Regions from separate parts of the Mus musculus genome. Here region 1 is linked to region 2. A link is a loop called in an ENCODE intact Hi-C map of the cell type or tissue named here. Cell type or tissue: heart. All regions are shown on one strand. Links, peaks and the distances in the headings refer to the core of each region. The heading gives the core; the rest is flanking DNA. Region 1 holds the start of Ankle1 (ankyrin repeat and LEM domain containing 1). Region 2 has its middle 17 kb from the start of Gm38415.

Region 1 (8,000 bases), core at 1-8,000, 180 kb after region 2:
TCTGAGTTCGAGGCCAGCCTGGTCTACAGAGTGAGTTCCAGGACAGCCAGGGCTACACAGAGAAACCCTATCTTGGGAAAAAAAAAAACAAAACAAAAAGGAGATTTATTTATTTATTTATTTATTTTACGTAAGTACACTGTCGCTGTCTCAGACACACCAGAAGAGGACATCAGATCCCATTACAGATGGTTGTGAGCCACCATGTGGTTGCTGGGATTTGAACTCACCTCTAGAAGAGCAGCCAAGTGCTCTTAACCACTGAGCCATCTCTCCTGCCCCTTGAATTTCTTTTTCTTTTGAGAATACTTTTCATTGTGCATTTCCTGTGCGTGTGTCATGATGCATGTGTGGAGGTCAGGGGTCATTTGTGAGAACCCCCTGCTCCTGCTTCCTGCCCTCACAGCTCAGGTCTCCAGGCTTGGCTGCAGGCTCCTGCAGCCCCATTTCCCCCGCCCTGGCTTCTATTTAACATGTAGCGCCCCTAGGATCTGGGCCTGAGGCACTTGGCTGAGATGGGGGCACTAAGTCACATACAGACCCTCACGTCCGCAGCTCTAGCTGCTGGGAGGGGGGGTCTGGGTCAGGGTGGATTGCAGCTGGGTACCGAGCCCTCCCCATTCTGTAGCCAGCAGAAGACCGAGCTGCCAGTCACAGAGAATGTGCAAACCATCCCACCCCCCTATGTTGTGCGCACCATCCTGGTCTACAGCCGCCCACCCTGCCAGCCCCAGTTTTCCCTGACTGAGCCCATGAAGGTGAGCCTGGAGGGAAGGGAGGGCAGTGGTTAGACACCAAAGGGTCAGGATTGCAGAGGCTGTGGAGAGAACTCACCCACCTACCTCTCATTCACTGCAGAAGATGTTCCAGTGTCCCTACTTCTTCTTCGACATCGTTTATATCCACAATGGCACTGAGGAGAAGGAAGAGGATATGAGCTGGAAGGTGAGATGTCACCACAGAGAATGGAGGGGACATCTCGGGACATCTGACTTGGGCCTGCCTCTCCCTGCCATTGATCCAGTCCTTCAGTCATTAACCATTCCCTACATTTCCACTTTGAGCTGGTGATTGGGACTTGGGAGGCCGCTGCTCTGGCAGCCCAGGGAGCAGGCTCAGCCCCGCCACACCATCCCTAGCACTCCGCCCTATTCCTGACATTCCCCAGCTGTATCCTCCCCTCTCAACCCCTCCCAAGTTGTCTCTTCACCTATGAACTTGCTGTGTGATCTTGAGTAGGAGGGATCGAAAGTCTGTGAAGTCGAGTTTACATGACTGAGGCATGGGTCAGATAAAGGCACTTGCAGACAAGCTGAGGACCTGAGTTTAAAACCAGGACTGGCATGATGGGAGGAGGGGACTGACTCCCAAAGACTGTACTCTGACCTCCACACCTACTAAGCCCAGGCAGGTGCACACACTGACTCTAGCCCTTCACCTTGAGGGAAACACCTGAAAGGCGGAGGCTGGGATTGTGATATGAGGGTGTCCCATCTGGTTTGGTCTCACAGTGTTTGCACAGGGAGGAGCCTAGTGCATCTGCTCAGTTTTAGGGACTTGGGAAGCTGTTTGGAGCTGTTTACCTTCCTGCTTCAGGGGCTTTCCTCCAGGATGGACTGTTTCAGTCTCAGGGGAAACTGATACACAAGAGGCTAGCCTGGGTTACAGAAACACCAACCCAGAGAAGAGTCCTCCTGTGGGGAGCTGCCCTTGGCCTCCCTTCTGGCTCTGGCTTGAAGCAGGGTCTCTGGTTGTACCCCAGCTGCCCTGGTTGGTCTCTGGCTTCAGGATCCTTCCATCCTGCATTGGGAGTGCCTCTGGCTTAAATGTGCCCTGCTGCATTGAGCTTTCTGAGGTAGTTTTGTGTCCACTGAGCTGCCTCCAAGCCACACACTGCGCTTATAGAATGCTGGGAACTGTTGCTGACTGCAATAGTTTGTGGCCACTCTAGATGTCACTTCCTCTGGGAAGGCCTCCAGGGACAGGGAGGGCCTGTAAGGACTAATGATCATCCTGAACAGCCCGCAGTGCCTCCCACACTGATGATCACCCTAACCAGTCCGCACTGCCTCCACAGGACATGTTTGCCTTCATGGGTAGCCTGGACACCAAGGGCGCCAGCTACAAGTATGAGGTAGCACTTGCTGGTCCTGCCCTGGAGCTGCACAATTGCATGGCCAAGTTGCTGGCCCACCCGCTGCAAAGACCCTGCCAGACCCACGCGAGCTACAGCCTGCTGGAGGAGGACGAGGAGGCTGGAGAAGAGGAAGCCACTGTGTGAACTATGACATGTGACATCTCCGCACCCTCCTATGAGGAGAGCGCAGGCACACTATTATTGGCCCATGCTCAATCCCACTCTGTCCACTGTAAATTCATTCTTCCTGGGACTATTTTTGTCACCGGAATAAAAATCTGAGGTCCCTGAGCCCACCCTTGGTGTCACTTTGGGCTCACTGAGACCTGTTATTAATGTCACAGAAAACAGGCACTAAACAAAGCAGTGGTGTATGGCTTCAGGCTCAGCTGTATCCGAGTAACCCACAGGCTGGTGTTCACTGCGCTTTCCAAACTCCTCTTCATCCTACAGAACCCACTCCAGATGTTCTTTTATCCAGAAAGTCCTCCAGAAACAGGGAAGATCTATTGAAAGTGGAACTGGTATGGCTGTCATATTTGGGACCTCCTAGATACACAAAAGTCCCAGCTCCAAGTGGGAAGTGGGTTCTGATGACACCTGTCACCCCCAATCTCAGTATCCTGATCTGATTGAACTTGTGTAGCCATGTGGTCTCGCCATGAGCAATCACTGCCTAGGGTTTGGAACCCTGATGTCCTAGGCAAGGATGGGGACATAGGGTGTGCGCCCTAGAAGAGGAAGGGAAACCCAGGAACCCCCCAGCCCCAGGTCAGACCAGAGGTTCAACCTGTCCACCTTCTCCATTTATAGAAAACAAAATGGCAGTGGGTGGGAGTTGGGCTCACCTTGATACAGGCGGCTGAGACATGAGGAGGCCAGTTCTAGGTTAGCAGGGCCCGCATTGGGAAGCACTGGATCAAACGGTGCATAAAAAATAGGCCAGGAGCCTATGATGACTCAGCCATTTAGAGCACAAGCTGTTCTTGCGGAACACCCGGGTTCAGCTCCCACACGGGGTCTCACAAGTCCACTTTCCGGGGATTCGATGCCCCATTTCTGGTCATGCAAGCAAAACACCCACACACTTTAGTTAATTTAAAAAGTAGGTCAGCTTGATTTTCTGGCCTTTGCATTTATTGGGCACTTAGTGTTGAGCCCTGTACTCCCATTTGCAAATAAGGAAAATGAAGCTCTTTATATTTTTTAATTAATTAATGTGTATGTGCACACGTGCGTGTGCTTGTGCAGGCTCCCGGCCCAGGCACACGTGTCGAAGTCCGCCTGTTCCTTCTTTCCAATGTGTGGGTTCTGGGTATCGAACCCAGGTCACTAGACTTGGCAGCAAGCATCTTGACCAGCTGTGCCGTCTCGCTGGTCCTCTCAAAGCTCTACTCCACAGAGCTACAGCCAACTCAGCTGTGCCATGCTGTTCCTCGGGAGTCTGATCCCAGCACTCGGTTGGCTGAGACAGGAGAATGACTGTAAGTTTTTGAATACCTTGAGGTCCGTCAGGGGTATCCAGGAGTTTGTTTTGTTAAAGACAAAGAGAGGCCCCGCTCTTTATCCCCAGCTCCCCTGGAATTTGCTGTAATTCTCCTGGCATCCCAGATGTACGCACCAAACCCTGGAGTCCCTCTGGCTTGCTCCGGACGTAGGGTGCAGCTAGTCAATCCCGATCGGCGTGGGGCGGGGCCAGAAGCAGAGGTGGGCGTGGCTGCGCGTGCGTAGACAGTTGCCGCGCGAATTTGAACTGCAGAGGGCGGTGACTCCTATGGGACATGGCCGATACTGCATGCTTGGCTCTGAGGCTGCTAGCAGCACTACGCGAGGAGGAGGCGCGGTGAGGGCGGCCGGGTCCGGGTGCTACCCGACCTTCTGCTCCCCGGGTGGTCAGGAGGTCTGAGGTCTACTGTGCTCGTCCTCCTGCAGGGCTGTGGAGGAGCTGCTGCGCCTCGGAGCGGACCCCAACCTGGTGTTGGACGATGGCGCTGCGGCGGTGCACCTGGCAGCCAGAGCGAGCCACCCGCGCGCCCTGCATTGCCTTCGGATGCTGCTGCGCTGGGGAGCGGATCCCAATGCTCGGTGAGGCGCGGCCCGGGTCCCTGGGTGCGGTAGGCGTGACTTGGGACAGCGGCACTGGACGTCAGGCTCCGGGTCCGAGGCGTCAGTCAGGTCTAAGATGGAAATGTCTGCTTCCAAGGTCGGGTACAAGGTGTCCCATAACTGTCATCTGGCACTCTGGGAGACTGAGGCAAGAGGATGACCGTGAATTAGAGTCTCACATGGTAGTGGGCACCGGTCATCCCAGCACGGGGAACTGAGGCAGGAGGAGCAGGAGTTCATGGCTAGCCTGGGCTATGCGAGACTGCCTAGGAAAGGAACCAACGCCGCACACCTCTCCTCTGTCTTTGGGGATCCCAGGTCCGCGGAGGGGCTGACGCCTGTGCATGTGGCTGCCGCGTGGGGCTGTTGTGGTGCTCTGGAGTTGCTGCTGAGCCGAGGAGGTGACCCCACACTGCGGGACCAGGTCAGTACCCCGCGCAGGCACACATGGGTGGCAGGAGGGTGGGTTAAGGACGCCCCCTGCTGACGGTGACTGCACAGGATGGGCTCAGGCCCTTGGACTGGGCACTACAGCAGCGACACCACAACTGCGCACGAGTGCTGCAGGAGCTGGACACGCCCACCCAGCCTGATGAGACCCGAGAACCCACAGGTGAGAGGAACTGAGGGGGTGTACCGGGCTACCACACTGCCCGGCCCAGTTCTGTTTGTACATCTATCGTGTCAATCACTATCCATGGTCTATCTTATCGGTCACATAACTATCATGCCAATTACCTACCTGTCAGTCATCTCGCACCTATATCATTTATCATGTCTATATCATACCTGTTTATATCTGTGTTATATCTGATTACTTATTTATCCATACATTTATACATCTATATGCAGAGACGTTTCATGTAGCCCAGGGTAGCTTTGAAACTGAAACATGCCAAGGACCTGCCTTAGCAGAGTCTTCTGGAGTTTCTCAAGATTCGGAGTTGCACGTGCATAGAGCTGAGCTGGAGGTGGAGGCTGTAGAGGTGGCTGTGCATCCCCAGAGCTCTGAGGCCACCGAGAACTCAGACTACAGCAGCGATGCTTCGTTTGTCACTGCAGTGGAGGACTCTCTGCAGCCCGGGCGCCCTGGGGGGGCATTGGAGCTAGTGGCTGGCTTGTGGGTAACCCGTGGGGCTGTGTCAGCTGGGAAGGGAGCACCCAACTGCCAGCCGCAGGTCCTGACATTGACTGCAAGGGACACGGACAAACCCGTACTGCCTGGTGATGGGGATCTGGGGGCTTTGCACCCCCACAGTTCGGTGCCCCCCATGTCGGATCTGCAGCTCCTCCAGGCCCTGCGGGCGCTGGGCTATAGCCCTGGACCCGTCACACCTTTCACCAGAGGACACTATCTACGGCGGCTGCAGGAAGCCCAGGCTAGCCGTGGTGAGTCCTTAGGTGGTGGTATTCAGAGTCTGGCTACACTCCAGGAATCCTGCCTTGGCTGTTAGATAAACCACCCTCACCAGCTTTTGTCCTCCACCCTGAATCCGTTTCCCCTCCCCAGCTGATGTAGGGCATAGCCAAGAACTGGCGGAGGCACTAAGGACAGGCACCATCCCTGACTGCCAGGTGGATGAGGAAGCCCTGGCTCAGTGCTTTCAGCGGCTGGATCCCTTGAAGAAGTGGCGGGAAGGCATTACAAAGTCTAGTTTTACGTATCTACTTCTCGACCCCAGGTATGGTGACAGAAAAGCCAGGGGCTGAAATTAGAGGATGACTGTGCAGAGCAAAACTCCGCTCTGCAAGTTCCTTTCTGGTTGGGTAGGGGAAGGGCTACCCCTTGCTGATAGTTTCTGCCTCCATCTCATGGTTTATAAGATCAGACTGTGATCTCAGGTCAGGGTTGTAACATCAAACTCAAAACAACAAAACAAAAAACCCCCAACAAACAGTAGGAATTTGCTCTTGATTCACTGTGTGTACCTAGGGAAGGGATTAGTCTTCTCTGTTTGCCACCTCCTTTAGAAATGGTGTCTGGGGCCGGGCAGTGGTGGCGCATGCCTTTAATCCCAGCACTTGGGAGGCAGAGGCAGGCAGATTTCTGAGTTCGAGGCCAGCCTGGTGTCTGGGGTCAGTTCTAGCTGTGAGTACCCATTTTATGGTGTCCTGGAAGTGGGTACAGTGGCCATTCTCCCTGTCTGCCATCATCACCCCTCCTTTTCACACTGTATGTTCTGTGCATGTGACTGTGTGCATGTGCTCACACACTGTGGTGCTCATGTAGAGGTCAGAGGACAGCTCGTGGAAGTCTGTTCTCTTCTGTCATGTGGGTCCCACATGGGCTACTCTGTACCCCAGGCTGACGAAGGACCTGCCGGCCCGAGCCTCTTCCCTCACACTGGCTGAGTGTCTGCAATGTTTCGTGAGAGCCATCTTCTATGTGGGCAAGGGAACCCGAGCCCGACCAGATGCCCACCTCTGGGAAGCCTTTGGCTACCATGACCAGCCAAGGAAACAGGTGGGGCATGAGAGACAGGGTTGGGGTGCATCAGCCACCCTTCAGGCCTGGGAGGAAGATAGCTTAGGATCCCAGCTGATCCTCTACTATCCCCCAGGTCTGTCCCAAGGTTCGCCGGATCTTAGACATCTGGGCTAGTGGCCGGGGCATCATCTCTCTGCACTGCTTCCAGCATGTGGTGGCCATGGAAGCGTACACTCGGGAAGCCTGTCTGTTGGATGCCCTAGGTAGGGGTCTGGCTTGTAGAGGTCACATGAAAGGTATCCGAGCTATGAATCCCTTTGCTCTCTCCCTCGCTGTCCACTCATGAACTCATTCACATGTACAGTTACCAAGTACCAAATGTGCTGTTGGATTGGGTGGGGCGGAGGTCACTCCTGTTACCTCACCTCTTTTGACCAGGTCTCCAGACACTGACCAACCAGAAACAAGGGCACTACTATGGAGTGGTTGCCCATTGGCCACCCTCTCGGCGTCGGCGTTTGGGGGTGCACCTGCTACAGCGTGCTCTGCTGGTCTTCCTGGCTGAGGGGGAGAGAGAGCTGAGGCCTCAGGACATTCAGGCTCGAGGCTGAATGCTGAGGATGTGACATGAATCCTGAGCCATCAAGGTGTCTGAGCATCTGGCTGGTTCCTAACTGTTCCCAGCTCTAGCTTCAGAGGACAGTGTGTTTTCTTGTGTGTGTGTGTGTGTGTGTGTGTGTGTGTGTGTGTGTGTGTGTGTGTGTGTATGTGTGTATGTGTGTGTGCGTGCGCGCGTGTGTGTGCGTGTATGTGTGTGTTTTTAAATATGTGACAGTATTTCTTAATCAAGCTGAGTGAACATTGGGATACATGGTGCTTCTGGAAGAGTAGTGAGCTCCCCATCACGGGAGGAAAACAAGCCAAGGAGCAGAAGCTATTCTGGAGCACCACCTTTAATCCCAGCATTCAGGAGGCAATAGCAGACAGAGCTCTGTGAGTTCAAGGACAGCCTGGTTTATAGAAATGAGTTCCAGTGCAGCCAGGGGATATACAGAGAAACCATGTCCCCCAAAACAAACCAAAAAACAACAACAAAGCCAAGATGGTACTCTGGAATGCTACTTTGTCTCCATGTCTCATCTTCTGATGCAAGGAAGAGCTCAAGAGAGATAATCCAGGTGCACTGGTAGTGATGGTTCATCATCCCTGCCTTTGGGAAGCTGAGGCAGGAGGATTGCTAGTTGGAGGCCAGCCTGGGCACCTCAGAATGGGAATTGACATTTATGTTAGTGGTGACAGTCCTTTTCCCCATGGCTATCCATACTCCAG
Region 2 (16,129 bases), core at 3,993-11,992:
AAATGGCCTGTACTTTGATTGAGTTTCTATGTAATTATGCCTCCTTATGCACACAGGATTTTATTATATGAGAAAAATGTGTCCAAACTGTACAGCTTAAACATACTGGCAACAAACTGTCTGCGTCTGAGAGTTAAATCTGAAAGTTAAATCCTGCCCAGTTAAGTTTGGCAAAACCATGTTTTACTACAGGCCATGGTAGTTGAAGGGAGCCCCAAACATTATTGTATAGGACATGACAGAATTCCTATAGGAGTAAAATTTTAGTGTGTAAACAACATGGGTAATCATTTATTATCTCACAATAGTTTTTGCAGACATGAAAGAAAGCACACTGAAGGGAATTTATGAGTAAGAACCGTGTAGTAGGATGTTTAGCTAACATTTTCTTTCAGGTATATAAGATTTTTTTTCTTAAATAAATATACTTACTATTAAAATAATTTCTCTCCTAGAAACACTGACAATCTTTCTTAAGTAAACCAATTGTTAGACAAGGTACACAGATATATAATGCATTTTAAACACTCTCTCACTATGTCTGGTGGTATCATATAAGGTCTTTGAATATAATTCTTAATGATTCACTTTTAATATTTTATGCTCTTTTACTATGCTTAATTCACAAAGAATATTTTGTATGTTTTGAAACAATGTGTATTCAACATTAGACATAGGATCCTTAGTTATGGATAGTATTAAATATTTATTAATGATATTTTAGGGTATGAAAGGATACGAATATAAAAGTTGAACAAGCTGGGTGTGTCGGTGCATGCCTTTAATCCCAGCACTTGGGAGGCAGAGGCAGGCAGATTTCTGAGTTCAAGACCAGCCTGGTTTACAAAGTAAGTTCCAGGACAGCCACAGCTATACAGAGAAACCCTGCCTCAAAAAAAAAAAAAAAAAAGTTGGACAAATTTTTATGTATTATTTGATTCCCAAAACACTCAATATTATTAATATGTTTGATGTATAAAATGCATTTAAATAATAAAACTAATTTTAAAAATCAAATAAATAAATAAATAGAAGACAGGAAAGGACTAGTGCACATATTGCAAAGAGAGAGGCCACTAGGCCCAAGAATGCCCTAACAAATGGAAGCCTGAAGGAAGAAATCCCAGAAGTTGGGAAAAGTGCCCCCAAATGACAAAGGTGTTAGCCCTGGGTGAAGACGGTGATTAGGGGAGATGGATTTTTGTATCCCTTCCCTGAAGCCAAGGTAACTCTGAGAGTGGAGGGGAAACCCATTCAATTCTTGGTAGACACAAGGGCTCAGCCCTCGGTCCTCCAAGCCGATGGCCCCATTTCCAAGAAAAGATCTTGGATCCAAGAAACCAAAATGTATTCATGAAGAACAGTGGACCTAGTGATGAGTCGGGTATCCCATTCATTTTGGGTCACCCCAGACTGTCCCTATCCTCCGTTGGGATGAGACATACTCTTCAAAATGGAGGCCCAGATACACTTCCTGCCTGATGGACCACAATTAACTGGCCCAAAAGGAGAGACCTCTTTGACTGACCCCTGCTAAAAGCCGAGGCTACCTGGTTTACAGACAGAAGTAGTTTTCCCCATGAAGGTCAGAGATGACCAGATACTGCTGTGGTGGACAGCACAAATGTCATCTGGGCAGAACCTCTACCCTCCCCCACCTCCAGGCACCTCTACCCCCTGGCACATTGAAGCAGAAAGTGGGGCTAATTGCCCTCACCAAGGTCTTGGAACTTGGAGCCAGCAAGAAAATTAACAACTACATGGATAGCAGGTATGCCTTTGCCACAGCCCACGTCCACAGGACTATGTGCCAAGAGAGGGGACTGCTCACATCAGAGGAAACAAAAAAACAAACAAGAAATCTTGGATCTCTTGGATGCCCTGCTGAAGCTGGCAACTGTGAGTATTATTCACTGCCCAGGACATCAGAAGGGAAGAAACTCAGTGTCCCGGGGAAATAACCAGGCAGATCAAGTGGCTGTGCAGGAACCTATCCTGGTTATGGGCCTACAAGAAACACCTGCTGGGAAATGGGACTGAACTAAGAGATGGCTTCACTTAAAATATATGTAGAAGAAGAAAGGACTCAGATTGCTAGTCACCATACCAACTACTACCTAGAGAAGAAAGGACAATGGCACACACAAGAAAGAAAACTATACTCCCCAGAAAGCAAGCAAAAGACTTACTAGGCCAAATGCACAGATGGACTCATTTAGGGGATAAAAAGCTTGTCCAAGCAGTTAAGAGATCTTAAGTATATATAATAGGACTCAGGTTTTGGGCCAGAAAGATAGTAGAACAGTGTCAGGTATTGCCAGCAAGTGAATGCTTATGCAGCCAAGAGCAAACAGGGCAAAAGACCCTGGAGAAAACAGCCTGGAGTATATTGGGAGGTCGATTTTACAGAAGTTAAGCCAGGAAATATGGTTACAAATACCTTCTAGTGTTTGCGGATACTTTCTCTGGATTGATTGAGGCTTTCCCCACCAAGCAGGAAACAGCTACTCTGGTAGCCAAGAAGATATTAGAAGAAATTTTCCAGAGGTTCAGAGTGCCCAGGGTAATTGGATCAGACAATGGTCCTGCTTTTGTCTCTAAGGTAAGTCAGGGATTGGCAGAGACACTGGGGACTGATTGGAAGCTCCATTGTGCTAAGTGTCCCCAGAGATATTCTAAGGAGGATTGAAGTATCCACACTTTGGTCTTCCTTCTTCTTGAGTTTCATGTGTTTTGCAAATTGTATCTTGGGTATTCTAAATTTCTGGGCTAATATCCCCTTAGCAGTGAGTGCATATCATGTGTGTTCTTTTGTGATTGGGTTACCTCACTCAGGAAGATATGCTCCAGATACATCCATTTGCCTAAGAATTTCATTGTTTTTAATAGCTGAGTAGTACTCCATTGTGTAAAGGTACCATATTTTCTGTATTCGTTCCTCTGTTGAGGGACATCTGGGTTCTTTCCAGCTTCTGGCTATTATAAATAAGGCTGCTATGAACATAGTGAAGCATGTGTCCTTATTACCAGTTAGAACATCTTCTGGGTATATGCCCAGGGAGGAATTGCTGGAACTTCCGGTAGTACTATCTCCAATTTTCTGAGGAATCTCCAGACTGATTTCCAGAGTGGTTGTACCAGCTTGCAATCCCAACAACAGTGGAGGAGTGTTCCTCTCTCTCCACATCCTCACCAGCATCTGCTGTCACCTGAATTTTTCATCTTAGCCATTCTGACTGGTGTGAGGTGGAATCTCAGGGTTGTTTTGATTTGCATTTCCCTGATGATTAAGAATGTTGAACATTTTTTTCAGGTGCTTCTCAGCCATTCCATATTCCTCAGCTGAAAATTCTTTGTTTAGCTTTATACCCCATTTTTAATAGGGTTATTGGATTTTCTGGAGTCCAGCTTCTTGAGTTCTTTGTATATGTTGGATATTAGTCCCCTATCAGATTAGGATTGGTAAAGATCCTTTCCCAATCTGTTGGTGGCTTTTTTGTCTTATTGGCAGTGTCTTTTGCCTTACAAAAAATTGCTTTGCAATTTTATGAGGTCCCATTTGTTAATTCTTGATCTTACAGCACAAGCCATTGCTGTTCTGTTCAGGAATTTTTTCCCCTGTGCCCATATCTTCGAGGCTTTTCCTCACTTTCTCCTCTATAAGTTTCAGAGTCTCTGGTTTTATGTGGAGTTCCTTGATCCACTTAGACTTGAGCTTTGTACACGGAGATAAAAATAGATCAATGTGCATTCTTCTACATGCTAACCACCAGTTGTGCCAGCACCATTTGTTGAAAATGCTGTCTTTTTTCCACTGGATGGTTTTAGCTCCCCTGTCAAAGATCAAGTGACCATAGGTGTGTGGGTTCATTTCTGGGTCTTCAATTCTATTCCATTGATCTACCTGTCTGTTGCTGTACCAGTACCATGCAGTTTTTATCACAATTGCTCTGCAGTACAGCTTGAAATCAGGCACAGTGATTCCACCAGAGGTTCTTTTATTATTGAGAATAGTTTATGCTATCCTAGGTTTTTTGTATCCAGATGAATTTGCAAATTGCCCTTTCTAACTCGGTGAAGAATTGAGTTGGAATTTTGATAGGGATTGCATTGAATTTGTAAATTGCTTTTGGCAAGATAGCCATTTTTACTATATTAATACTGCAAATCCATGAGCATGGGAGATCTTTCCATCTTCTGGGATATTCTTCTATTTCTTTCTTCAGAGACTTGAAGTTCTTAACATACAGATCTTTTACTTCCTTAGTTAGAGTCACGCCAAGGTATTTTATATTATTTGTGACTATTGTGAAGGGTGTTGTTTCCCTAATTTCTTTCTCAGCCTGTTTATCCTTTGTGTAGAGAAAGGAAACTGATTTGTTTGAGTTAATTTTTATCCAGCTACTGCAGTGAAGCTCTTTGTCAGGTTTAAGAGTTCTCTGATGAAATTTTTAGGGTCACTTATATATACTATCATATCATCTGCAAACAGTGATATTTTGACTTCTTCCTTTCCAATTTATATCCCCTTGATCTCCTTCTGTTATCTAATTGCTCTGGCTAGGACTTCAACTACTATATTGAATAGGTAGGGAGAAAGTGGACAGCCTTGTCTAGTTCCTGATTTTAGTGGGATTGCTTCAAGTTTCTCTCCATTTAGTTTGATGTTGGCTCCTGGTTTGCTGTATATTGCTTTTATTATGTTTAGGTATGGGCCTTGAATTCCTGACTTGTATCATGAATGGGTGTTGGATTTTGTCAAATACTTTCTCAGCACCTAACGAGATGATCGTGTGGTTTTGTCTTGTCTCTGGGATGAAGCCTACTTGATCATTATGGATGATCTTTTTGATGTGTTCTTAGATTCGGTTTGCGAGAAATTTTTTTTCATGTTTCAAGGAAGGCTTTTATTAGGGGTGAGGAAATGCACACATGCAGTAGACATGCAGCTCAAAAGATCAGCAGGAAGACTAGCGCACCCCAAAAATCCAGCCGCAAAGGCTTAGAGGCAGAAGAAAGAAGTCTAAAAGGCTTTTAATTTATGTCTCTAGGCTTTTATCTCGGTTCAAGAGGGTAAGGAAGTAGCCAGCCATCATGGAATTTCACTATCTTTATTATCTAGCCATGCCCTCTCTCTCTATCCACCTACGATAGAGGAGGTCCAGATCCTAGTCCCTCATCTGGGTTCACACACACACACACATACACACACACACATGTACACACATGCTCACACATAAACACATGTATCTTACTGTCTACAATATCCACAAAACAAATGTCTTGTTAAAGTATTCTTCATTCTAGCATAACCTCACATTACGCTATTGATTGATGTCAGTCATAGGTTCTGCCATAGAAAGAGAAGCTCACCAAGATGCTAAGCTTTCATTTTCTGAAGGAGCAGTGAGATTCAAAAAAAGACTGACATTAAAATTTATTGAAACTGACAGCAAAACTAGGGTAATCATACTAGAGTTACGAAACTTTGGTCTTAGCATCATTTGTGCTTCAGCTATGTAAGTATAGGCTCAGACATCTGCTTTAGAAATCCATTCTTGCTTTAAGTCTTTTTTTTTAATTAGGTATTTTCCTCATTTACATTTTCAATGCTATCCCAAAGGGCCCCCATACCCACCCACCCCCCAATCCCCTACCCACCCACTCCCCCTTTTTGGCCCTGGCGTTCCCCTGTACTGGGGCATATAAAGTTTGCAAGTCCAATGGGCCTCTCTTTCCAGTGATGGCCGACTAGGCCATCTTTTGATACATATGCAGCTAAAGACAAGAGCTCCCGGGTACTGGTTAGTTCATATTGTTGTTCCACCTATAGGGTTGCAGTTCCCTTTAGCTCCTTGGGTAATTTCTCTAGCTCCTCCATTAGGGGCCGTGTGACCCATCCAATAGCTGACTGTGATCATCCACTTCTGTGTTTGCTAGGCCCCGGCATAGTCTCACAAGAGAGAGCTATAACTGGGTCCTTTCAGCGAAATCTTGCTAGTGTATGCAATGGTGTCAGCATTTGGAAGCTGATTATGGGATGGATCCCTGCATATGGCAGTCACTAGATCCTTTCGTCACAGCTCCAAATTTTGTCTCTGTAACTCCTTCTATGGCTGTTTTGTTCCCATTTCTAAGAAAGGGTAAAGTGTCCACACTTTGGTCTTCGTTCTTCTTGAATTTCATTGAGACTATCTTCTTTTAGGTTTGTTGAAGGATTACTTTCTTGCTTTTTCTAGGGCATACTTTCCCTCCTTGTGTTGGAGTTTTCCTTTTATTATCCTTTGAAGGGCTGGATTCATGGAAAGATATTGTGTGAATTTGGTTTTGTCATGGAATACTTTGGTTTCTCCATCTATGGGAATTGAGAGTTTGGCTGGGTATAGTAGCCTGGGCTGGCATTTGTGCTCTCTTAGGATCTGTATAACATCTTTCCAGGATCTTCTGGCTTTCATAGTCTCTGGTGAAAAATCTGGTGTAATTCTGATAGGCTTGCCTTTATATGTTACTTGACCTTTTCCCCTTACTGCTTTTAATATTCTATTCTTATGTAGTGCATTTGTTGTTCTGATTATTATGTGTCAGGAAGAACTTCTTTTCTGGTCCAGTCTATTTGGAGTTCTGTAGGCTTCTTGTATGTTCATGGGCATCTCTTTCTTTAGGTTAGGGAAGTTTTCTTCTATAATTTTGTTGAAGATATTTACTGGCCCTTTAAGTTGAAAATTTTCATTCTCATCTATACCTATTATCCTTAGGTTTGGTCTTCTCATTGTGTACTGGATTTCCTGGATGTTTTGAATTAGAATCTTTTTGCATTTTGCATTTTCTTTGATTGTTGTGTCCATGTTTTCTATGGAATCTTCTGCACCTGAGATTCTCTCTTCCATCTCTTGTATTCTGTTGCTGATGCTCACATCTGTGGTTCCTGATTTCTTTCCTACGATTTCTATCTCCAGCATAGTCTCCCTTTGGGTATCTCTGTATGTCCATGTGCTGTTAATTCCTGTTTCCTTGCTCTTGCCCTATGTGTTTTTTATGACATTGCATATATTTTCATCTGCCCATCTCTAGCTGTTTGAACATGCATTCCCTTTTAGTAACTTTTTCTTATTCCTTCACTTTAAACCATGGCACTCAGGCTACTGGGAGATGAATACAGACCTGGAGTGGATGCATAAGTCTTTGTAAGAAGTTCAGTGAGCCCTTCAGAGTTTTTGCCTATCTTTTATTGTTTATGTGGCTGTGGGGGGAGGGGGAGTCAGGATGCAGGTTCTTTATATTTATCTCAAGCTGTCCTGAACTTATTCCATACACTAGTCTGGTTGCCACCTTAATGAGATTCATCTGTGTTTGCCTCCTGGGTGATAGGATTAAAGGCATGAGCCAATATACCCAGCTTGCCCATCCTTTTTTGTAGTTAGTAATCATTCTTACAGTTTTTCTAATGTGTGCTCAGTACTGTTGTTCTGTTTGTCTGTCTCTGTCTGTATATCTGTTAATAGACATTTCTCATGCAAGTCTATATCCTATTTAAAGGGCCCAGAAATGGCAAGGGTGAACCTCCTTTTCAGTTTCCTTTAAAACTTCTGTGTCATGGAATAAGTGTGGAAATCAACAGAATAATACAGATATATCTCTAAAGAAGTATGTATTTGACCTCCTCCCTTCCTCTTACTCACACAGAGCCATGTCCAAACCTGAGTTGCAGCTGGTGGCACTGTGAATTGGCAGCTTCCCTGACTTCCCCATCCCGGGCATGCTGTTCAGGGATATCGCGCCCCGTACTTCTTCTGAGCCTCCATCAGTCTCCTGGCCAGTCAGTTGAAGTCCACGCACAATGCAAGAACGACTACATCGCAGGTCTAGACTCCAGGGGCTTCCTTTTTGGCCCTTCCCTAGCTCAAGAGCTTGGCTTGGGCTGTGTCCTCATCTGGAAGCACAGGAAGCTGTGGGGCCCCACTGCGTCAGCCTCCTATGCTCTGGAGTATGGGAAGACTGAGCTGGAAATCCAGAAAGATGCCTTAGAACCCGAGCAGAAAGTGGTCGTTGTGGATGATCTCCCGGCCACTGGAGGAACCATGTGTGCGGCCTGTGAGCTGCTGAACTAGCTACCGGCTGAGGTGGTAGAATGTGTGAGCTTGGTGGAGCGAACCTCCCTGAAAGGCAGGGAGAAGCTAGGACCCATACCGTTTTCACAACACAGTCATAAAAGAACACATGCTGCACAGAAACCTTATGAATATAATCAAAGTGGTAAAGCCTTTTCAGGACACAATAGTCTCCAAATGCATGAAAGAAAAAATACTGGAAAGAAACCCTATAAATACCCTATAAATAAATGTGGTAAAACCTTTGTAGTTCACAAATATCATCGAAACCATGGAGAACACATACTGGAGAAAACCCCTATGAATCCAACAATGAAGTAAAGCTTTCACAACAGGTCATCTCTGAAGTCATAAAAGAATACATACTGGAGAGACAGTGACATGTTTCCTCCAGTAGGGGCGGCATTTACTAAGTCTTTCCAAATGATACCACAAATTGGGAATTGTAAGTAAGCCTTTAGGTGCCTCATCATCTAGGTTATACAAATGAAGGTTTGCATGAGAAAAACAGTGATGAATGTAAATTGTTTGTTTAGTGGTTTGTTTTAATTTTATTGCCCTTCATTTGCTTATATAAATTTTTCTGCTAAAATGTATAGAATGGGATTCCCATCATCTAAGTGGTCAATTGTTCATTTCATTTCTGTGATCACACTTTTCAAGTCAGTGTGTCTACAAAAGAGTGGAGGATGTCGTTACTAGGTTCTTTTTTCATGTTTTCATGAATTCCATTGAGATGTTGTTTTTAATCCAGCCTGGCTTGGATATCAATAATTAGTCAAGGCTACATTTCAAGTCATGATTCTCATGTGTCAGCCTCCTGAATACCAGTCATCGCCAGTGTATGCTGTTTTGTCAACACATTTTAGTAATGCTTATGTTAAAATTCTTAATAGAAGATAATATAAGAAACATGAAATACCTTATGTATGTATTTAAAGCAGCATTTTCATGTATTTGTTAGAGATATTTTAAGGTAGGATAGTTAACATTCATGTTTATATCTTGTAACATTGGTTGATATTCTATGGATGTCTTTCTTAGGGCTTCCATTTTTGTGAAGAGACAGACAGCATGACCAAGAGAACCCTTATAATAAAAAACATTTAATTGATGCTGGCTTACATTCTGTGATGTTTAGTCCATTATCATCATGGTGGGAAGCATGGCAACATGCAGACATACATGTTGCTGGGGATAAAGCTGAGAATTATATATTTAATCCAGGTAGCAGAAGGAGACTGTGTGTGTACCACACTACTTGAAGCTTGAACATATATGACTTCAAAGCCCACCTACATAGTGACACACTTCCTCCAACAATGCCATACATATTCTAGCAATCTCCTAATACTGAGAATTCCTGTGGAAAAGCATATGGGGTCCATACTTATTCATGCCACCCCATTCAACTTCCTGGTCCTCATAGGCTTTTCGCCATAACACAATACAACATAAGTTTTTCTTTTATTGGAAAAATTGTGGTTTTCTCAGATATTTTTTGTTTTTTCCTTATTCACTTTACATCCCACTTTCTGCCCCCCTCCTGGTCACCCCTCCCATAATTCTTCCCCTATCCCCCATGCATATCTCTTCTAAATGGGTAGGGGGCCCCCTGTGTATCCCCTTGCCTTGGCACTTCAAATCTCTTCAAGGCTAGGTTCTTCCTCTCCCACTGAGGCCAGACAAGATAATCTTCCTCCCCCTTTCCTCAGACCTGCTGAGCCTGATCCATACAGGTGAGCTTCCCTTCCCCAACCCATCCTTGATGGGTCCTCTGGAGCAGAGCTACCCTGAGCAGCCTGATATCCCAAGAAAACCTCCATTCTCCTGCTACCTCTACTCCCACCTTCATCAGACCTGCTGGGTGTGAAGCATACAACATGCCTGTATCCACCTTTGAAAGTCCCATAGCCTCACAGTCTCACCAATACATAAAAGTACAAAGTTCAAACTCTCTTCTGAGATTCATGCAATATCTTAACTGTAATCCCCTATAAAATGAAAATAAAAAACAGATAAAATACTTCCCATAGTCTATCATAGTCTCAACAATGTTTAAAAGTAAAAACTTTCAAAGTCTGCTGTAAGATTCATGCAATCTCTTAAGTGTAATCCATTATAGAATGAAAGGAAAACCACAGATCACATACTTCCAACATATAACAGCACAGGATATACTTTAGTGCTCCAAAGTGCAGAAATTGTGGACCAAAGGAAGACCAAAAAACCTGTTTGGCAAACTCCAAACTCTGCATCTCCATGTCTAATGCTCTTCAGATCTCCAACTCTTTTCAGCTTTGGTGATGGAAACATACTCCTTTCTCTTGAGCTGGTTCCCCAATATTAGTAGCTTCCCTCAGCAAATTTCCCATAGCTCTGGTATCTCTAGTATCCTGGGATGTCCAAGGTAATCTAGGCTTCACCTTCACAGCTTTACCCAATGGCCTTTCTGGCTCTGCCTGCAGGGACACCCTTGCCACATACCTGGCCTCAACATCTTTCCTAAGTAGCAGGGGGGAATTTTATATTCCCATTCACACACTGGCTTCTCTGGGCCTTCATGCAGGACAACCCTGATAGATTCCTTGCATCAGTGGCTTTTCTTAGTCACAGAGAGACTTACATATTTGATGCTAAATCCAGAGCTATATGGCTGAAGCAAGGCTGCTTGCTGGGGCCCACTTGTCTTATAACATCTTTATTAGGTTTCACTTTTTCCATAATTTTCTTCATTCTCTAAGCTTGTTTGTCCTAGAACTTATTCTATAAACCGTCCTTGACCTCAGAGATCTGCATGACTCTGTCTCATGAGTATTGTAGTTGCTCAAAGGTGTATACCACCATTCTTGGACCTAAGCTTTTCTTTACCTGGAACTTGCTTTGTAGATCAGGCAGGCCTTGAATTCATAAATGTGCTTGCCTCTGTCTCCTATGTTCTGGGATTGAAGGCACATACAAACATACATGGACATAAGCTCTTTAATTTTTTTCAAGGATGGAAGTTTATTTAACTGAGTGGAATTTTGCCCTGAGGTCACCACTCTCTCAACTCCATTTAATATCTTTAATCGGGTTATCTTCTTGAACACAGGAATTAATTCCATTCTATTTCCTGGCTTCCCTTTAATCCTTGAATCATAAATTTTTTACTTTCCTTGAGAAGTTTCCTCTATTTCATCAAAATGTTGTTCATAAGAGGGAACTACAGGATAGAATTTACACTGGGCTCTTGAGATTTCCATGCCATTGCAACTTATCTAACTCTTTACTTTTTGCCACATGCAGACACTTTGGACCAGAGCAAAAATCAGTCACATTCTTTGCTAAAATATGACAAGAATGATGTCTAGGTACCATGCTAGGGTTTTATTGCTGTAAAGGCACACCATAACCATGGCAACTCATACAGGAAACCACTTAATTGGAGATGGCTTACAATTTCATAGGGTTAGTCCATTATCACCTTGGTAGGAAGCACGGCAGTGTGCATGAAATCATGGTGCAGGGGGAACCCATAATTCTACATCTTGATCTGATGGCAGCAGGAGACTGATGCCACACTGGGCATAGCTTGGTCATATAAGACTTCAAAGCCTAACAACACAGTGACACCCTCCCTCCAACAAGAGTGTATGGAGGCCATACCTATTCAAACCACCACAATAAGTATATATTCTTTGACATTCCATGCTTCTTCATGCCCCAGTTATACAATTGGCATTTCATCTTGAAAAATTACTTCCTAACAAAATTATCTAGAGATGTTAGATAATATAAGAAGTATGATTTATTTTTTTGAAACCATATCTTGCTTGGTTGTGAGGGGGGATGTGTGTGTGTGTGTGTGTGTGTGTATGTGTGTGTGTGTGTGTGTGTGTGTGTGTTTTAATGTGATTGTGGGTTTGTAGGCCATGACAAATATGTATAGACTGGAAGACAAACTTGTGGGGTCTTCTTTTTTTTTTTTTACTTTTCTTTTTACTTTTTATTAGGTATTTTCCTCATTTACATTTCCAATGCTATCCCAAAAGTTATATATGTGTTATATATACCACCCCCACAATCCCCTACCCACCTACTCTCCCTTTTTGGCCCTGGCGTTCCCCTGTACTGGGGCATATAAAGTTTGCAAGTCCAATGGGCCTCTCTTTCCAGTGATGGCTGACTAGGCCATCTTTTGATACATATGCAGCTAGAGTCAAGAGCTCCGGGGTACTGGTTAGTTCATAATGTTGTTCTACCTATAGGGTTGCAGATCCCTTTAGCTCCTTGGGTACTTTCTCTAGCTCCTCCATTGGGGGCCCTGTGATCCATCCAATACCTGACTGTGAGCATCCACTTCTGTGTTTGCTAGGCCCCGGCAGATTCTCACAAGAGACAGCTATATCTGGGTCCTTTCAGCAAAATCTTGCTAGTATATTCAATGGTGTCAGCGTTTGGAAGCTGATTATGGGGTGGATCCCTGGATATGGCAGTCTCTAGATGGTCCATCCTTTTGTCACAGCTCCAAACTTTGTCTCTGTAACTCCTTCCATGGGTGTTTTGTTCCCAATTCTAAGAAGGGGCAAAGTGTCCACACTTTGGTCTTCGTTCTTCTTGAGTTTCATGCGTTTAGCAAATTGTATCTTATATCTTGGGTATCCTAAGTTTCTGGGCTAATATCCACTTATCAGTGAGTACATATTGTGTGAGTTCCTTTGTGATTGGGTTACCTCACTCAGGATGATACCCTCCAGGTCCATCCATTTGCCTAGGAATTTCATAATTTCATTCTTTTTAATAGCTGAGTAGTACTCCATTATGTAAATGTACCACTTGTGGGGTCTTCTTTTGGCTCTCTTTATATAGTGATCAAGGTGAGGTTGCCAGCCTTACACACACAAATTATTTCCCACTAGTGCTTGAAGAAAACTAATAGAAACAGTACATCAGTAAAACATCTCTTTTCCAGACTGTGAACATATTGACATCTAGGGATAGAGAGGCACAAGCTAATTTGAATAATAAATACTTTTTGCTTATAAAAATTATATTTACAGTGCAGTAAATTTTGGGATCCTGTCAGTTTTTTCAGATGACAAAACACTTTTTCATAACACTTTCTCAGAAGCACAAATGAATGCCAAAATATAGTCTCAGTGGATAAAGTTGGTTGGTGCCAAACCTGATGATCTGATTCAGTTTCTGTGAGACCCGTATTACTCTAACAAGTGTTTTTCTCCTGTCCACATTTGGGCTCTGGCATATGCACACTTGCACACCAACACATATATAACAGTTAAACACACATAAGGCCCAGCGAGATAATTTTCAGCTGAACTTGAATGTCTAGGTTTCATCTGGAGAACTTACAGAGAAGAAATTGGTATTTGACACCAGTAACACTTCCTCTGACTGCCTTATACACTCCTGGAATAAATGTCTTCACACAGTTAAAACTTTAAAAATGAAAATAACCAAAAAAATCCAAAATATTGATAACATAGGAAATAGTTTACCAATTGAAATCTATAAATTGTTGAATTTCAAAAAGTGTTACTTTTCCTCAAAACAGTTATGGTTTCTGTTTAAATTTTACATTATGCTTTCATCTTCTGATCAAAGATAGGCCATTTCAAAAACATCACAACTAGGCATTGTGGTGCATGCCTGTAATCTCCCCACTTGGGGACCAGTGGCAGGAAGATCTCTCTGAGTTTTAGGCCAGCTTGGTCCACATAGTGAGTTTCAGAACATCTATGGCTATGTGAAGAAATCCTGTCTCAAACTTCCTCTCCCCACAAAAAAAAAAAGAATTTTTTTAAGTTATGGGAGTTTTCCTAGTGCAATATAGATGACCTCAGCTCTGATCAACAACGAGTTTTGGTGCCTTAACAGACTTCAGGAGATTTTTGTTAGCAATTAAAGTATGAGGCAAAATGGAGAATTCATTTTCAGAGAAGTAGAAATCTCTTGAATCTAAAACTTTCTTCACTTTTAAGTGATAGAAGATAAAAGGAGTAATGAATTGTCTTCATTTCTGCATTATGATGGCACATTTGGGAACTGCAGAGTTTTCTCAATAGTACCGATTTTGATGTATGCCCAAGTTTGGTTCCCTGCATCCACATCTGTTGGCTCAGAACCACACATAATTTCAGATCCAGGAAATCTGATGCGTTCTTCTGCCTTTCTTGGGTACAAGATGTACAAATGGTGTAAAGACATCTATGTAACACCATATTGTGAAAAAGGGTTTTTTATTTGTGTATGTGTGTGTGTTTGTACACCTAAATGTACATATGTAAGATGCATGTGTATTTGTATGTGTATATGTATATATACACACACATATATTGCATCATATATATGCACTGTTCTGATCTTTTTAAAAATTTACTTATTTTTTTCACTTTACAACACATTATTGCTGTCTGTCTGGGCCGGTGCCCTAAGCAGACCTTAGGCACAAACTCTGCAGCCAGCCCCACAACACCCAGTGCAGTTCCACTCCAAGGGGCTCTAATATGCCCAGGATCAGAGGATCACAGGATCACAGCAGCTTGGTCACACCAGGATCTCAAGGTCCCAAAGGGAGCTTGACTCCCAGAAGCTCAAACACACTCAGAATCTCAGGATCGCAGGATCACAGAGGCAGCTTGACTTGGAGGAGTTCTGACACAACCAGAATCATAAGAAGGACAGGCTCCAGTCCGACATAGCCAGGGCAGGTAGCACTAGAGATAACCAGATGGTGGGAGGCAAGCATAAGAACACAAGCAACAGAAACCAAGATTACTTGGCATTATCAGAACCAAACTCTCCCACCATAGCAAGCCCCGGATACCCTAGTACACCAGAAAAGCAAGATTCAGATCTAAAATCACTTCTCATGATTATGATAGAGGACATTAAGAAGGACATAAATAACTCTCTTAAAGAAATACAGGAAAACACAGGTAAACAGCTAGAAGCCCTTAAAGAGGAAACACAAAAATCCCTTAAAGAGTTACAGGAAAACACAATCGAACAGGCGAAGGAAAAGAACAAAACCATCCAGGATCTAAAAATGGAACTAGAAACAATAAAGAAATCACAAAGGGAGACAACCCTGGAGTTAGAAACCCTAGGAAAGAGATCAGGAGTCATAGATGCAAGCATCACTAATGGAATACAAGAGATAGAAGAGAGAATCTCAGGTGCAGAAGAGACCATAGAAAACATTGACAAAAAAAGAAAGGAAGGAAGGAAGGAAGGAAGGAAGGAAGGAAGGAAGGAAGGAGGGAGGGAGGGAGGGAGGGAGGGAGGGAAGGAAGGAAGGAAGGAAGGAAGGAAGGAAGGAAGGAAGGAAGGAAGGAAGGAAGGAAAGAAGGAAGGAAGAAAGGAAAGAAGGAAGGAAGAAAGGAAGAAAGGAAGAAAGGAAGAAAGGAAGAAAGGAAGAAAGGAAGAAAGGAAGAAAGGAAGAAAGGAAGAAAGGAAGAAAGGAAGAAAGGAAGAAAGGAAGAAAGGAAGAAAGAAAGAAAGAAAGAAAGAAAGAAAGAAAGAAAGAAAGAAAGAAAGAAAGAAAGAAAGAAAGAAAGAAAACATTGACACAACAGTCAAAGAAAATGCAAAATGCAAAAAGCTCCTAATCCGAAACATCCAGGAAATCCAGAACACAATGAGAAGACCAAACCTAAAAATAATAGGTATAGAAGAGAGTGAAGATTCCCAAATTAAAGGACCAGTAAATATCTTCAATAAAATTATAGAAGAAAATTTCCCTAACCAAAAGAAAGAGATGCCCATGAACATACAAGTAGCCTACAGAACTCCAAATAGATTGGACCCAAAAAGAAATTCCTCTCATCGCATAATAGTCAAAACACCAAATGCAGTAAACAAAGAAAGAATGTTAAAAGCAGTAAGAGGAAAAGGTCAAGTAACATATAAAGGCAAGCTATCAGAATTACAGCAGACTTCTCACCAGAGACTATGAAAGCTAGAAGATCCTGTGCAGATGTCATACAGACCCTAAGAGAACACAAATGCCAGCCCAA

What was found. Peaks named below come from ENCODE experiments on the same cell type or tissue, not always from the same donor. Only the 100,000 strongest peaks of a DNase experiment are listed, where the experiment ranks them.
Region 1: it touches region 2 in a loop (3-fold over the local background); 3 of 42 quality-filtered maps call a loop at or near these places.

The regions. Positions count from the first base shown.
Region 1 is chr8:71,402,118-71,410,117 of GRCm38, forward strand. It overlaps Babam1 (BRISC and BRCA1 A complex member 1), which reads left to right. Exons shown (of 9, transcript NM_026636.2): 7 at 629-758; 8 at 859-945; 9 at 2,078-2,655. The coding sequence ends at 2,281. It overlaps Ankle1 (ankyrin repeat and LEM domain containing 1), which reads left to right and starts at 3,895. Exons shown (of 9, transcript NM_172756.3): 1 at 3,895-3,980; 2 at 4,070-4,222; 3 at 4,562-4,667; 4 at 4,745-4,856; 5 at 5,096-5,632; 6 at 5,754-5,925; 7 at 6,548-6,707; 8 at 6,805-6,934; 9 at 7,110-8,000. The coding sequence starts at 3,919. The coding sequence ends at 7,282. Gm39193 (a long non-coding RNA gene) reads right to left here and starts at 3,894. Exons shown (of 2, transcript XR_870504.2): 1 at 3,759-3,894; 2 at 3,231-3,602. In heart, for the core only: CTCF peaks have their summits at 3,912 (motif pointing right) and 4,727 (motif pointing left); DNase peaks (open chromatin) are centred at 2,114, 2,944, 3,864 and 4,754; H3K4me3 peaks cover 1,899 bases; H3K27ac peaks cover 2,050 bases.
Region 2 is chr8:71,216,260-71,232,388 of GRCm38, forward strand. It overlaps the pseudogene Gm29701 and the pseudogene Aprt-ps. Among named protein-coding and RNA genes, the nearest start is that of Gm38415, 17 kb to the left of the region's middle. In heart, for the core only: a CTCF peak has its summit at 8,503; no DNase peak of the experiment used is centred there.